Regions from separate parts of the Homo sapiens genome. Here region 1 is linked to region 2. Evidence: chromatin loops called from intact Hi-C (ENCODE). Cell type or tissue: ascending aorta. All regions are shown on one strand. Links, peaks and the distances in the headings refer to the core of each region. The heading gives the core; the rest is flanking DNA.

Evidence for each region. A loop is a pair of places that touch in the nucleus more often than their neighbours do. Peaks named below come from ENCODE experiments on the same cell type or tissue, not always from the same donor. Only the 100,000 strongest peaks of a DNase experiment are listed, where the experiment ranks them.
Region 1: it touches region 2 in a loop (3-fold over the local background); 1 of 110 quality-filtered maps calls a loop at or near these places.

Annotation. Positions count from the first base shown.
Region 1 is chr17:79,017,358-79,021,742 of GRCh38, forward strand. It overlaps C1QTNF1-AS1 (C1QTNF1 antisense RNA 1), which reads right to left. Exons shown (of 3, transcript NR_040019.1): 2 at 2,649-2,879; 3 at 1,852-2,259. Among named protein-coding and RNA genes, the nearest start is that of C1QTNF1, 4.6 kb to the right of the region's middle. In ascending aorta, for the core only: CTCF peaks have their summits at 2,366 (motif pointing right) and 2,566; DNase peaks (open chromatin) are centred at 2,374, 2,924 and 3,494; H3K4me3 peaks cover 920 bases; H3K27ac peaks cover 2,023 bases.
Region 2 is chr17:78,931,808-78,936,192 of GRCh38, forward strand. No RefSeq gene overlaps it. Among named protein-coding and RNA genes, the nearest start is that of TIMP2, 8.6 kb to the left of the region's middle. In ascending aorta, for the core only: no CTCF peak of the experiment used is centred there; DNase peaks (open chromatin) are centred at 1,804, 2,434, 3,727 and 3,993; H3K4me3 peaks cover 1,652 bases; H3K27ac peaks cover 4,000 bases.

The sequences.
Region 1 (4,385 bases), core at 107-4,106, 85 kb after region 2:
AGCTTACTCGCCGTTTTCTTAAATTGAACATTTGCCAGTCTTCCAGATATCACCTTTTGTTGGAACTCAGAGTTATGAATGGCCGTCAGTATGCTGATGCTTTCTGACTGAGTTCCTCTCTACCCTGAATACAAAAGACCTTAATAGTTAGATGAGAATATCATTACTCCTATTTAGCCTGAAGAAGCTACAGAAGGGGAATCTTCCTACCTCTACAACCCTTAGGATTAGTGGTCCTCTTGTAAAAAGGAGGGGGGAAATATGTCAGAGGCATTGGAAGCAGAGCAACTTTAACTTGAATAGGGGCTGGGTAAAATGATGCTGAGACCTGCTGGGCCACATTCCTGGGAGGTTAAGGCATTTTAACCTCCCGGGATCTGAGATGAGATAGGAGGTCACAAGATACAGGCCACAATGACCCTGCTCATATAACAGGATGCAGTATAAAGGCTGGCCAAAACCTGCCAAAACCAAGATGGCAACAAAAGTGACCTCTAGTTGTCCCAACTGCTCATTATATGCTAATTATAATACATTAGCATGCTAAAAAAACACTCCCACCAGCACCGTGGCAGTTTACAAAGGCCATGGGAACGTCTGGAAGTTACCCTGTATGGCCTATGACGGGGAGAAACCCTCAATTACAAGAAATTCTTGCCCCTTTCCCAGAAAGCTCATGAATAATCCACCCCTTGTTTAGCATATGATCAAGACATAACCATAAAAATAGCCAACCAGCAGCCTTTGGGGGTGCTCTGCCTATGGAATAGCCATTTTTCTTTTCTTTTCTTTCTTTTTTTTTTTTTTTTTTTTGGCACAGTGTTGCTCTATTGCCCAGGTTGGAGTGCAATGGCGCAATCTTGGCTCTCTGCAACCTCCATCTCCCACGTTCAAGTGATTCTCATGCCACAGCCTTCTGAGTAGCTGGGATTACAGGCATGCTACTTGAACAGGGGCTGGGTAAAATAAGGCTGAGACCTGCTGGGCTGTATTCCTGGGAGGTTAGGCAGGAATAGGGGTAAATAGGGGTAATTATATTTTTAGTAGAGATGGGGGTTCACCATGTTGGCCAGGGTGGTCTTGAACTGATCTCAGGTGGTCTGCCTGTCTCGGCCTTCTGAAGTGTTGGCATTACAGGCATGAGCCACTGCGTCCGGCCTCCTTTACTCTCTTGATAAACTTGCTTGTATTTTACCCTGTGGACTTATCCCAAATTCTTTCTTGCTCAAGATCAAAGAACCCTCTCTTGGGGTCTGGTTTGGGACCCTTTCCAGTAACAGCTCCACAGACATCATCAGATGGCTTAATTTTGCCAATCTGATGGTAATCAGTGTCTTCTCCTTGCCTGATTACTGTGAGGTTGTATATCTTTTCTTACACTTTTTGGCTGTTTACGTTTCTTTTTCTGTGGATTCCCCATCATCTTGTGTGTTTTTAGGAATTGATCCATCCCATCCCCATTGATATACGTGCAATGCCAATTTTGTCATAGATCAAGTTTTCATACACACATGGGTCTTTGTCGGGTGGGCCTTCTATCATGTTGAACTAATATACTTGATCACATCTGTTCCAATACCAGTATCTTCATTATTATGTCTTTATAATAAGCCTTCCTATGATGTAGGACAAGTCCCCTCCTACCTCACCCACCTTCAACCTTCTGGGATTTTGAATGGAATTGCTTGGAATCTATAGCTTAATTGAGCGAGAACTGAGTTTTTTTTTTTTTTTAATGATATTGAGTCTTCTATCTAAGACCACGCTTTGCTTTTCCATTTCTTTGGATTTTCTTTAGTGCTTTTCAGTAAGGGTTTGTAATTTTCACTTCACAATATAGCTTGGAGATTGTTCCAGATCACATATAGAGAGCTGTTTATTCTCTAAAGAGCTACACGGTGTTCCACTGTGTGGAATTTATTTTACCAGGCCCCTAATGATGTCCTTTGAGGGTATCTGTGCTTTTTTTATACTACGGCAATGCTTCAGAGGATATCCTTGAACTTACTTATTTGAGCACCCTTCTAAGTTTATCTGTAGGAGAAACTCCTAGAAGAAAGATTAGGGGGTCAAAGGGTATTTGCATTCTGTGAGCGAACACACCCTCCCTTCCAGAGAGGCTGTACCATAAAATCACTTTCCTTAAGGTCAACAAATACAATCAGGCTTTCATTGGATTTTCATTCTCCTTGTCTTCTTTGCATCCTCAGAGACTTCACCATAGACTCCTTTTGGAAATTCTCTTTAGTTTCTGTGGCTCTGCATAAAGGACAAGACATTCTTTATTGAATCATTCATTCATATGTTGACATGCATTTACTCACTCATTTCATAGTTAAGTGCTTGGAACTGGGGAGTCCACCAGGGGGCCCTCCCATCTTATTTATCAAGTAAAATATTGCCTAGTCGATCAGTATATGCCTGTCTCCATGTAACTGAAAACATTCATTGCCAAAACAGGAGAGTAAATATTCAGAGGTGAGGAAACTGAGGCATAGGGAAATTAAATGGCTTGATAGAGTTGCAAGGCACACGTGTACATGGCCTCAGGGGAGACTTCTGTGGAAAGGCATGGCTTCCTGGAAGAGGGAACGCCCTTACCCTCCTGGTTTTCTGCAGGTGTGAGGACCATAAAGAAACCTATTCACCTGGTGTGTCCTTGCAGCTGCCAGTCCTGATCTCCACCTGTCCCAAGCTGCTCAGAACGTGGCAGCGCCATCCAGGAGCCACGAGCATGGGCCAGTGGCCAGGGAGGCTGGATCTGTCTGCCAAGTTTCCACTTTTCCATCTTAGCAGCTTCTCCGAAGCTCTGTGGAGACTCTCCCCACTCCCACCCCTTGGCAGTGGGACGTCACCATCGGAGCCGGCCGGTCGCTACCCTTGGGAACAGAATTCAAAGTTTGCAATACCAATCTCTGCCCTTGTGGGATGACTGGGCAGCCCGACCCAAAATAGCTGGGAAAGGCGGGATGTTAGGGCCGCGGTGGGAAAACTCACAGTGCTGCTAATGACATGCTGTGCTTATCTGGAACCGAGTGTCTTGCAGACTTTAACTGAGATCACATTGCTTTTTCCAGCAATAAGTAAACAGACCCAGCGAGTGGTGGTGACAGGCCCAGGGAGAGAGAAAGAATTACCAAATCAGGGAGGGCACAGAACGTGCTGCCTTCCCTGCCAGGGGTTCCAGGAAATATTTCTTCCCATTCTAGGATCTACCCTTGACTAAGAATATGGGATGATTTGGGAATATTCAGGAAGCCTTTAGGGGTTTTGACCCAGACACCTTGTGTAGATGTGAGCTCCTAGGGAGTTTTAGGATGGGTTTGTGGGGGCTAAGAGAGAGACCTTGGGGAGGGGACTCAGTCTTTCTGGAAGTTGGCTTTGACTTCTGACCCATAATCTCAGGGCTGATGAAATCCCCCAGGCACTGTGGCTGATTTTTATTTTTGATTTCTGTTGTTGTTGCCCAACAGGAAAGGATTTTGCCAAAGGGAAAACACTCTGCCTCTTGTTGCTTGGGGGCACCTAAGGCTGAGAAGGAAGAAAATCAGCCACTCTGCAAGGACATCCCTTGCTTGCCAAAGTTTCCATCTTTCCTACTTAAAATTACAAAGCAGAAGTGAAGTTGATGACAAAGAGCATTAGGAACCTGGCATGCTCTCTATTTTGGATTTTTTTTTTCACTTTATTGAGGACAAGCTTGTATTCTCTGGGAGCTGGCCTTGTGAGTCTTTGCCCATTGCCTGCTGCCTTGAGTTGTGAGCCATGATGGTGGCACCTAAGACATGTGCTCAGACCTCAACTCCTATTCTTTGGAAGTTCCCATGCCTCCGAGCCTTGGGTCTCACACAAGATCTTGGGAAACCCCAGGCTCTCTTTGTTACCGTTTGATACCACTCCTCCCTATCCCCAGTTTCTGCCTCAAGGAAAATGAGTAATCCCTTTTCTAATCTCCTCCTTCCCTCCTCTTCCCAAGAGGATGGAAGGAAGATTATACTTGTAATAATGGTAGTTGCAATGAACAATGTGTCTGTTCCACCAACCTTTTTATTAATCATGTGAGAAGCTACAGGTTCACAATCACTTCTCCAAAATCCCTGAAATGCAAAAAATCTGAAACCTTAGTTTTTCCCTAAAGTTGGCACACACAAATTTGACAGAACAATGTGGCTTGAACTATCCTGAGACTATGGATGCCTTCATCCCACTGCCGAATATTCAAGTGTTTAACGAAGGGGCGCTGCCCGAAGCCCACTGGGTAAGATGCTTTGTGGGATATTTGCATCTGACTCTGAACATATCTGACCTCCTTGGTTCCAGATAAGAGACCCTGGACCTATCTCTGCTTTGTAGATAAGGAAGCTAAGGCCCACTGAAGTTTGGTA
Region 2 (4,385 bases), core at 241-4,240:
AACACAGTGAGACCCCATCTCGACAAAGAATTAAAGAAATTAGGTGGTCAAGGCCAGGTGCAGTGGCTCATGCCTGTAATCCCAGCACTTTGGGAGGCCAAGGAAGCTGGATCACTTGAGGCCAGGAGTTCCAGAGCAGCCTGGCCAACATAGCGAAATCCTGTCTCTACTAAAAATACAAAAAATTAGCTGGGCATGGTAGCATGCCTGTAGTCCCAGCTACCCGGGAGGCTGAGGCACAAGAATTACTTGAACCCAGGAGGCTGAGTTTGCAGTGAGCCGAGATCGTGCCTGTACACTCCAGCCTGGGCGACAGAGCGATACTCTGCCAAAAAAGAAAAGGAAAAGAAAAAGAAAGAAAGAAATTAGCTGTGCATGGTGGCATGTGCCTGTAGTCTCAGCTTTTTGGGAGGCTGAGGCAGGAGGATCACTTGAACCCAAGAGTTCAAGGCTTTAGTGAGCTCTGATTGGGTCACTGCACTCCAGCCTGGGCAACAGAACAAGAGCCTGACTCTTAAAAAAAAAATTTCCATAATAAACAGCATGTATAATACTTCATATATGTGAAGTCAAATATGTGAGTGGATCTAGAAAGAAGTATACAGGCCAGGCACGGTGGTTCACGCCTGTAATCCTAGCACTTCTGGAGGCCACGGCAGGAGGATCGCTTGAGCCCAGGAGTTTGAGACCAGCCAGGACAACATGGCGAAGCCCCATCTCTACAAAAAATACAAAAATTAGCCGGGCATGCTGGCACACGCCTGCAGTTCCAGCTACTTGGCAGGCTGAGGCAGGAGGATCACTCGAACCCAGGAGGTGGAGGTTGCAGTGAGCCGAGATCGTGCCAGTGCACTCCAGCCTGGGCGACAGAGTGAGACCCTGTCTCAAAAAAATAAAAAATAAAAAAAAAGAAGCATACAAAGGTGTTCACAGAAAGGTTAGTGGGTGCGCCTGGGCAATGGGAACTCAGGTAGGTGGGTGTCTTCTGTCCTGTTCCGTGTGGAGCAGGTAATGTAATATTCCGATGAGGGTCCGGCCCTGAAATGGGCAGGCCTGGGGGAAGGAGCACAGATGTTTCCCACCCTTTCTGTATAACACTATTAAAGCCTTCTTGGCCACAGCCATCAGGGTTTACTTTTTAAAGATCCTGCTCCACCTTCCAGCCACTCTTGGTTCACGCCTCCCTTTGGTTTTCTTGTTTGCTTGTTTTTGTTTTGTTTTTTGAGACAGAGTCTCCCTCTGTTGCCCAGGCTGGAGTGCAGTGGCACAATCTCGGCTCACTGCAACCTCTGCCTCCCAGGTTCAGGCAATTCTCCGGCTTCGGCCTCCCAAGTAGCTGGGACTACAAGCATGCACCACCACGCCCGGCCTTCCCTTTGGGTTTTGTTTGGCAGAGTCTGTTGATCTATTTCATGCCATCCCACAGGCCATCTTTGAGAAGGTGGGACTTTGGCCTCTCTCCGTCACTTCCATCTCCTGTCACCCCAACCTACCGCCCCTCCGCAGACAGGCACCCCTCAGGGCAAAAGCAGCCATGAGCCAGGGCACCTCCCTTTAGCAAACCTGCTTGGATTCCAGCCTCTGCACACCCCTTGTGCCCGGCACAACCTTCACAGCCCCAGGCAGCAGCCCCAAAGCCAGCCCTGTTGCCCTGGTCAAGTCTCTAGTGACACCAGAAAGAAAGGAGGAGAGGCAGAGAGGTTGTCCTGGTGGTAAGCAAGAAGCCCATGACATCACTGGCTCTACAGACTGCCACGGGTAAACAGCTTAGACCAGATGACTCAGGCTGAAAGCATATGAACCCTTCCTGCAGGGAGGCCGCCCGGATGCAACAGTGGTTTCACCCCTGAGCCGGGCAGCCTTGGCAGACCTTGCTTCACGTGGGCTGAAATGGCAGTGTCTCTCCTCTTTGTGGCCAGGTTTTGCCTCCTCTTTGACTCGGAAGCATCTCCTATCCTGCAAGGACAGTTTGAGCAGGGCCCCCGGGCCCTCCTTCCAAGAGGCTTCTGCAGCTGTGGACCCCCAAGAGTTTATGCCGCTGAGCTCTGCTGTCTCTCCCCACCTGCTCCCCACCTGTCTGCCCCCACACCTGCGACTCTGGCTCTCCTGGATCCTCCTGTAGACTGGTTCCTATAAGCACAAGGAGGAACATGCGAGATGCTGGGATTGGATGCTCTGGGCCTGGGGCTGGTGTTTCCTCATGCCCGGGCTATTTCCTTTTGGCCCTGGGCATGCAGTCATGTGCTTCCTTTCATGGGCGGGTTGGGGACCAGGGCCAGCGAGCAGAGACGGTCCCCAGGGCTTCTCCATCACTGGCTCTCCCCAGGAAGCAGCCTCAGCTGGCGTGCTGGGGACCGGAGCTGGCCATGAGGGAGGGGTGGACAGTGGAGGAACCGGCTGCCCAGCTCAGCAGGGATTTGTGGAGGCTGACTTGCATGGTTTCGGGTTTGCCTTGCCTGGAAGCCTGGCCAGGGGAGGCTCAGGTTTCTCGCCAGCTGGCCTTCCTCCTCCTCCTCCGTGTGAGTGACGCCCCATGGCCATGATGTCATCACCTCGTACAAACAGAAGGGAGACTGGCTTGGCGGAGCTGGCGGCTGTCCCATGCTGAGTGCAGCAGTAAATTTCATTTCAAGGCTATGATTAGGTCTGTGCCCAAGAATGTCCCCTCTCTCCTCCCCTCTCCCCAGGCCTGTTTTTCTCTCTCTGTTCCTGTCCCGCCTGCTTTTCCTCCTTGCCCTCCCCTCTGGTCCTTCCTCTCTCTCCTCTGGGGATGCTTCAGTTTCTCTGTGATATGGACCCTGTGGCCAGCAGCAGCATCAGGCCCGAGCCAGACTCTCATTACCTCCAGTTTCAAACTCAGCCTCACGTCCTCTGGAACCGGCTTCCTGAAGCCTGGGACAGGTCTGAGTCCCTGGATTCCTCCTGGGGAGGATGGGTTGGGGTGAGGGGCAGAGTTCCTGAAGGTCCTCATTCAACCTTGAGCTGGAGTGCTGGACAGCAGGAAGAGCAGGCTTGGGGGTGGCTGTGGTCACTACCACCGAGATCAGAGGCAGTGAGGCAGGAGAAAGGTGAGAAGGAGCCAAGCTTCTTGGAAAGCGATTCAGATCCTTCTCGCCATTCCCAGCTGGTTTCTGGAGATTTGAGTCTGACTCGTTAACTCACTTTTTGGCATGGCCACCCTTCCTCTCAGCCCCCAGAGGGCCCCTAGGCTCTGTGGACACCTGTGACAGCCCTGTCACCCATCACACTCTGCCTTGCCTCTTGCGTGACTGGCTACCCTGGTTCTGTCCTGGTGCTCTCCGGCCCAGGAACAAGGCTGACGGCTCGTCACCCCTCAGCGTCCCCTGCATTCACCGGCCCCTGCTTGCCTCCCCTCGAAGGTGCCACCCAGCCAGAGCCGTGTTGCTGTGGATGCCCATGAGGAAGGCTCCGATGTCTGGGCAGGTGGTGTCCCACCGCACCTGCACTGGGCTGGGCTCCCTGCTGGGGTAGAGGGTGCTCTGGGTCGCTGTCGGTGCTGCCTGTCCTGTGGGACTGTGGTTCTGACCCCTTGAAGGAGGTAGCAGAACGCCCTAGATGTGGCCTCGTTGATGAGAGAGCCCACAGTCACTCCCAGCCCCATCAGACACTGCCTGCCCCGCATTCAGCCATCCTTCCTCATTAAGACCGGCCTGGCCTCCAACCCCTGCTCACCAGGCAACAGCCAGCTGAGAGTGAGGCGATGCGCTGCAGCCCCGGGGAGGGGCCCAGCTGGGGCGGGGCGGAGATGCAGTCGTCCTAGCAACCGGCAGAGGTGGACCCCGCATTTCTGTGGCTCATCACCCTGACTTCATCCAGACTCCCTGTATTTTATCTCATAGATTTCTCATTCTGATGTCTGTCTCCCCTACTGACTGTAACCTCTTAAGGCTATAGTTCATGTATTCATTCAACTGGTATTTACTGGGCACCAGCCATGGGCTGTGCAGACGTCAGGGAAATGGATGGGGAGTGACCCCTCCTTCCTGCAGCGCAAACCATCCTTTAATATGAAAGAGACAGAGACCATTGCAAAGAGTGTGCTGGGTGCGGTGACTGTGGTGCGACCCAGGACAATGGACGGGCGCCAGCAGGGTTGGGGTGGTCTGGGGGGGCTGTCTGGGATGTCTCGAGTGGGACCTGGAGGTTGAGTCAGGGTGATCCAGGTGGAGGAGGCAGGCACTGCTTCAGACCAGGGAGCTAGCGGCGCTGGGAGGCCCACAGGCCGGAGGACACCCAGGACTCCAGGGGGTCAGGCTGGCTGAGCCAGAGCCGGGTGGGGGCAGAGCCTGGGCTGTCGGCACAGGGGGCTGAAGGTGAGTGCAGGGAGATGGAGACAGCGGCAGCTGTTGGTGGTGACTCACTGC